Linked DNA regions of Mus musculus: region 2 is linked to region 1. The links are chromatin loops, found by intact Hi-C in ENCODE. Cell type or tissue: left cerebral cortex. All regions are shown on one strand. Each heading gives the region's core, and the rest is flanking DNA. Links, peaks and the distances in the headings are about the cores only. Region 1 overlaps Fktn (fukutin). Region 2 holds the start of Tmem38b (transmembrane protein 38B).

Region 1 (2,916 bases), core at 128-2,627:
AAGATATAAAAGTGGAAAAACCAAAAGACTTAATGGGGACTAAAGAAGCGAAAGACTGAATGATACCTGGGAGGAAAAGGCTCACCTAAAGGGTAACTAAGCCATCAGCACCTGTTGAGGTGCCGTGCTCTGTGCCAGGCCAGCACCTTAGGAAGTCAGAGTAGTGATAATCTAGTAGCGGTAACAGAAGCAGTACTTAAGGCTAATACAGTACTGTTCTAAGTACTTGACAAGGATCAACTCACTTATGCTATTAAGCCAAGTATTTAGGAAGAGCAAAACAAGCCTGAGGTTAGAGAGTGGCACAGTTATTAATGGTCCACAGCTTTAGACAGAATTACCTTCATATCACTGTCTTAAGCTTCCTCAAGCACGTGTAATATAAAATTATCTAAAACTATATACAGTGGGCCACATCTAGCAGACATTCTGGTAACTCCATCTTTACAGTTGCTACTAATAGTAAAATTTTTATTAAATCTTAGATTTCAATTTTTCAGTCTGAAGGCAAGTGGAGCCCAGTGTAGTACAAGAAGCGTTTCCCATGGAGTTCCTTCCTTCAAAAAATGCTAAGCATTCCACAGGTTTTTTTTTTTTTTTTCTCAACATGAACAACACATGGTTTTTTGTTTGTTTTGCTTTAAACAGTACTATAAAATTAAAAACAAAAACCAACTCTTACTCTTTATTGGAAACTAGCAAAATAAGCTTGTCCTAGGTACTGCCGTATTGTTTTCAGACTCCATTAATCATAGGGAGAAATTAGGTTCAAGGTCCCAGGCCCCAGGGGAGCTGGGGGCTTCCTAATAGCTGAACAGCTTCTGTTTTAAGGAGACAGTTGTCAGAGTTCAGCCATCTCAGGGACAACTTCTCCATCTTGCTGACAGGGTTAAACGTTCATATTCCCAGGCCCAGGAACCGACTCCCATCCTGATTGGTAGGAGAATGTGACAATGATTTGGCATGGATCTTATGATTTGCAAGCTTAACCACTCTGGGAGAGTCTGGCTCATTGCTGCAGCCCAGCGCGGCCCTGATGGATCAGCAGCAGCTTCATTACAATACATTGTTGTCATCTGCATTGAGCTGGTGTGTGAGTTACACTGGACTGAAGCGGACCCCATCACAGTTTCAGGTTTTCCCCTTTGAAAATGGCCGTGTGGTACATCCTGTATTTCCTTAAAGTAAATAGTGCTGACTATGGCATATGGTTGGGGAGTCTTCCAAAGAAACCACTCTACACAGCCTCCCCTGTTCTTTTCTCTGCCTTCTAAGGTCATAGTTTCATGACAGGAAGTGTGGGACGCACACCATCTGTGCAGACAGCTCCCTCACTGCTCACTTCTCCGTTAGTGAGAGCGCTTCACACTTCCCAAACACTGCGACTGGAACGAGCTGTGAGGAGAACCAAAGTTGTCTCTACCAGAAGCGCAGCGGCTGAAACGAGCGCCTCCTTTGGGGATTATGGGTCAGGACCACACCCGGGAGAAGACAAACTCACCCTTAGTGGGAAATCTAAGACAGAAGAGTGACGGCTTACATGACTTCTCAAAAAGCAGACGAAGCTACTTCATAACGAGCTCATTAGTACATCTGTCATAAGCCTAAGAAAGGCATAATTTTTTGTTGCTATTACTGTAGTGGTATTAACACCAGCTAATAGCATTCAGGATATCATGACACTCTTAAAATCCCTCCCAGCATATTAATAGTTTTAATCCTTAAAACAAGGCTGCATGGCAAAGTCTAATATTATTTCCACTTCTCAGTGGAAAAACCTTATGCAGAGAGGCCAAATAAGAAACCTGCTGTTGTGTAACACATACAGCTGGGACTCAAAAGCTGGCTCTGGGATCCTAACTTCTATGGTGTGCAGTCTGTAAGGAAAAAACTCTAGACACCAACTTTCACATCTCTGTTATATTTTGAATAGACAAACTGTGCATATTTCCAACCCCCACCCCCTCACCTAACTAACTTTAGGTACTACTTACTATTCAGCTGGGGAGCTGATGTCAGCTCAGCACAAGCTAAAGTCATCTGAGAGGGAGGAAGCTCCATTAAGAAAATTCCTCAAGCTCACACTGTAGGGAACCCTGTACAGCATTTCTTAAATGAGTGACTGATGGGGAGGGCCCAGCCCATTGTGAGTGGTGGTCCTGGGGTTTATAATACAGCGGGCTGAGCAAGCCATGATTAAACAGTACCGTCCATGGCTTCTGCCGCCAGGTTCCTGCCCTAAGTTCCTTTGATGATGGACTACAGTGTGAAAGTGTAAACCCTTTCCTCCCCAACTCACTTTTTGGTCATGGTGTTTCATCACAGCAGTAATAACCATGACCAAGACACTTATATGCTCATTAATTTACTTATTTCTAAGTATATTTAAAAATTTTAATCGTTTTTTGTGTTTGTATGTACACCTGTAGTGGGCACAGTGTGCTGCATGTGTGGCTATCAGAGGACAACTTGTGGGAGTTGGTCTCTCCTCCCACCATGTATGTCCCCAATGATCCAACTCAGGTTGTTTAGCCTGACAGGAAGTGTCTTACCTGCTAAACCATCTCTCTGGCTCATTTTTCTTCCTATAAAAATCTGTATTCCTATGTACTTTATAATTGGATTTACTCAATAGCATTTGTTGTCATAAAGCAAAGTAGTTTTTATAACTAACAAAAGTTTAAAGAATATGCTCTACGATGAGAGTCAATTTGGAGATAATTTATGACTTTCAGAAAAAGGTCTGGATTACTCTCAAACCTCCAAAACAAATTTACTTTACAATCTTCACGTGAAGACTCAGGGACCCTCGTAGGATAGATGAACCTAAGAACAGCAACACTGTAAGTCTAGAATTCCTCCTCTATGTATACAGAATAGTCTCCTTCCTGCTTAATGACTCAAATTGATGCCTGT
Region 2 (2,916 bases), core at 321-2,820, 76 kb before region 1:
ACAGGCAAAAGAGACTTGGCATTCACAGGAATTAAATACAAATGACCCATAAACCAAGGAAGCATGTACATTAATAACCATGAAAAATGCAAATGAAAATGGTTCTCTATGAAAATGGCAAGATGGTGAGGACTGAAAATAATTACTACTCTTAAAGTTACTAGGTCCTCTAACACACTCCCTGGATGCTGGCGCAGGCATTCTCCTCTGAATACTATCATTTCCTAGTACTGGGAGAAAAACATGTTTCCCTCCTTGGTAATTAGCATTCAATTATCCAAGTGATTCTCAAATTTTAGACCCATACTGACCCCTAAAATTTAAAGAGGGCATGAATGGGATGCCAGAATTTAGGGGAAGAGACTACAGAGGGATAAAGTGCTTTGGAATATAAAATACTTTATATTTTTATCATATAACTTTGTGATAAAAAAATAGCGAATATATTTATGTAGATCATACCTTTAAAAATATTTTTAAAATTTCTTGGCCTGGGGCTCTACTCAGTGGGTGGGTACTTCAGTAGCTTCTATCTCCAGTAACAAGGAAGGACCTAGAGTTGGTGTTTATATTTAGCATTTGGAAACGTTAACAGTTTTTAAAGCAGTTACATATGGATTTTAAAATAATGCATTAAATGTAAATAATGTGTTCTTTACTAAAATAACTATTCTCAAAATCAAAAAAGTATTTCGTGAGAAAAGGCACATTGCTATCTAATTAGGCAAATCTCCTTAATGTCTAGCCTCAAACAGAAATGCTTGGACTCATCAGCTGTTTCATTATCTCTTACAACACTGTTAAGTCACACGGCCATTGGGAAACTTCGCTGTACACTCATAAAGGCAAGAACGGATAAATAACCTCTGAAGATACATTATGAAAATAATGAACTTTACAGTGTGTGACAGGGAAGAACCTGGGAAGTGAGCCACACTTTGAAAACGTCTGATTTAGTCAATACAAGATACTATCGGATTCTAGATATGGAGCAGTAACGAAACTGTAGTTCTCTTTAATCAGAGAAACAGTCTCCCACGAGGATGACCTGTTCCTCCACGAGTTAGACACAGAAAACTCTCAAAAACGTATGAGGCAAGGATTTAAAGAATTAGTGGTCCAGAAAAGGTAAGACAACCCTTAAACTTTCACCCTTCACCTCCCGGACAAGGAAGGCAGAGAAATGCCTGAACTCAAAGACAGACTCAGAAAAATAATGGGAAAATGGGGAACTTTAAAAGGAAACCCACTACATTCAATGTCAAAGACAGGAGTACAAACACTGCTTTTTGGTCACATGGTTCATGGAACTCAACGTTGTGAAAATCCCATCCCATCCCACATGTTTCACAGAGGGCTGAACTACATGCCAAGCGACTGTTACCCGGACCGTGCCTCCAGTGGCTGACTGAGAAACCGCAAAGCCACCCCCTCTCCTGGTTCAACACGCTAGCAAGGTGCTAGGTCCCACCTGAGACGTCCCGCTCAGGGGTCTACATGACCTTCCTCAGCCTACGTCTGAGTCCCGTGCTCGGTACTGAGGGGTGGGCCGCAGGGCATCCCGGCGTCCCTGCCTCCCGCAGTGAGGACGCGGAACCGGGAGCGCGTCGGGCCCCTTCACTCACCTGGCCGCTGCTTCAGCGCCATCACCGACACCAGGTAGTGGGCGATATCAAAAAAGGGAAACATGGACGTGCGGGAAAAGGCCAGAGTCAGATCATCCCACGGGTACTCCATGACGACTACCGACGCCGCCGGCCCCAGCAGCCGCGGCAGCCGGTTCCCCTCCGGCGGAGGGGGTGGGGGAGGGGACGGCCGCGCCAGCTTCAGCCCTGCGCGTGCGCCCTGGAGCCTAGGGGGGCGGGGTCCGGAACGGGGGCGGGGCCGGAGCCGGAACGAGGGGCGGGGCCCTGGCCCTGGTTCTCCTAAAAAAGGTATGACATTTTCTCAGTGTTGCAGTCAGTGCCAGCTGACCCAAGGGGCAACGGGCAACGCTCAAAGTCAGATTCTATGTAAACGGATGCCATTCCTCTTTTTCTGAACAGCCACGATGTAACTCATTTATTACTTAGTGAAGATATGAAAGATAATAAAACGGTAATGTTTTATCCATATCCCCATGAAACTTGAATTTTCCCAGAGGGAAAAAAAAATTTTAAGGACTCACGGAATTTCACAAAGCATAAAAAGTATGGATGCCACGCCAAAGCAGATGGTTAGAGAAGACCATTGCAGGGAAATGCACACGGTATTAAAAGCAAGTCTGTAAATATTAGAAGTTATTTTGGCTAGACTACAACCTGAAAAATGAAGTTGTAAAAGAAATAAAAGTCTTTCGCAGTGAAACCAGGTGGTTTAAGCTCTTGATCAGTCGCTACATTGTCCTCAGTCTTGTTTATCAAAAGCATGTGCTGAATTGGTAGTTGGGGTGAAGAAGATGGGCAGGTCTCTGAAGTTGCAATCCAGCACCAAAGATTCATGAGAAGAGACTAGGGAAATCAGAAATGCATTCACTAATCCAAGACAAAAGGTAGTAGTAGTAGATGCAGGTCTTAAGGACAAAGCCACAGATAGAGAAAGACTGCCAAGCAGACTAAAGTGGATACAAACACCACCTGTAATGACAGCAAAAGGAGCCAGGTTTTGAAAAACAAGAAAAGGAGCTATCTGCTGAAATTGGTTGCAAAAAGAACTAAAAGTAAAGGGAAAAAGTGAGACTGGATTTTAAGAAAAAAAAGGTAAATTTGGCACATTTTTATTTGACATGTCAACAGATCATGTTGTTACTTGGCATGGGTACACACAAGCTATTGAGGGAGCAGGTAGGTGACTGTTATATTGCTGCAAAGGGCAATCGCCTTTTCCTCCTGAGGTTAGCCTCGGTATTAACTCACTTAGCAAATGTTATTTACACCC

Evidence for each region. Peaks named below come from ENCODE experiments on the same cell type or tissue, not always from the same donor. Only the 100,000 strongest peaks of a DNase experiment are listed, where the experiment ranks them.
Region 2: it touches region 1 in a loop (2.7-fold over the local background); 6 of 42 quality-filtered maps call a loop at or near these places.

The regions. Positions count from the first base shown.
Region 1 is chr4:53,748,999-53,751,914 of GRCm38, reverse strand. All of the region lies in intron 9 of Fktn (fukutin), which reads right to left. Among named protein-coding and RNA genes, the nearest start is that of Tal2, 29 kb to the left of the region's middle. In left cerebral cortex, for the core only: a CTCF peak has its summit at 1,460; DNase peaks (open chromatin) are centred at 1,315 and 1,917; H3K27ac peaks cover 317 bases.
Region 2 is chr4:53,824,930-53,827,845 of GRCm38, reverse strand. It overlaps Tmem38b (transmembrane protein 38B), which reads right to left and starts at 1,801. Exons shown (of 6, transcript NM_028053.2): 1 at 1,626-1,801. The coding sequence starts at 1,737. In left cerebral cortex, for the core only: a CTCF peak has its summit at 1,414; DNase peaks (open chromatin) are centred at 956, 1,453 and 1,770; H3K4me3 peaks cover 1,671 bases; H3K27ac peaks cover 440 bases.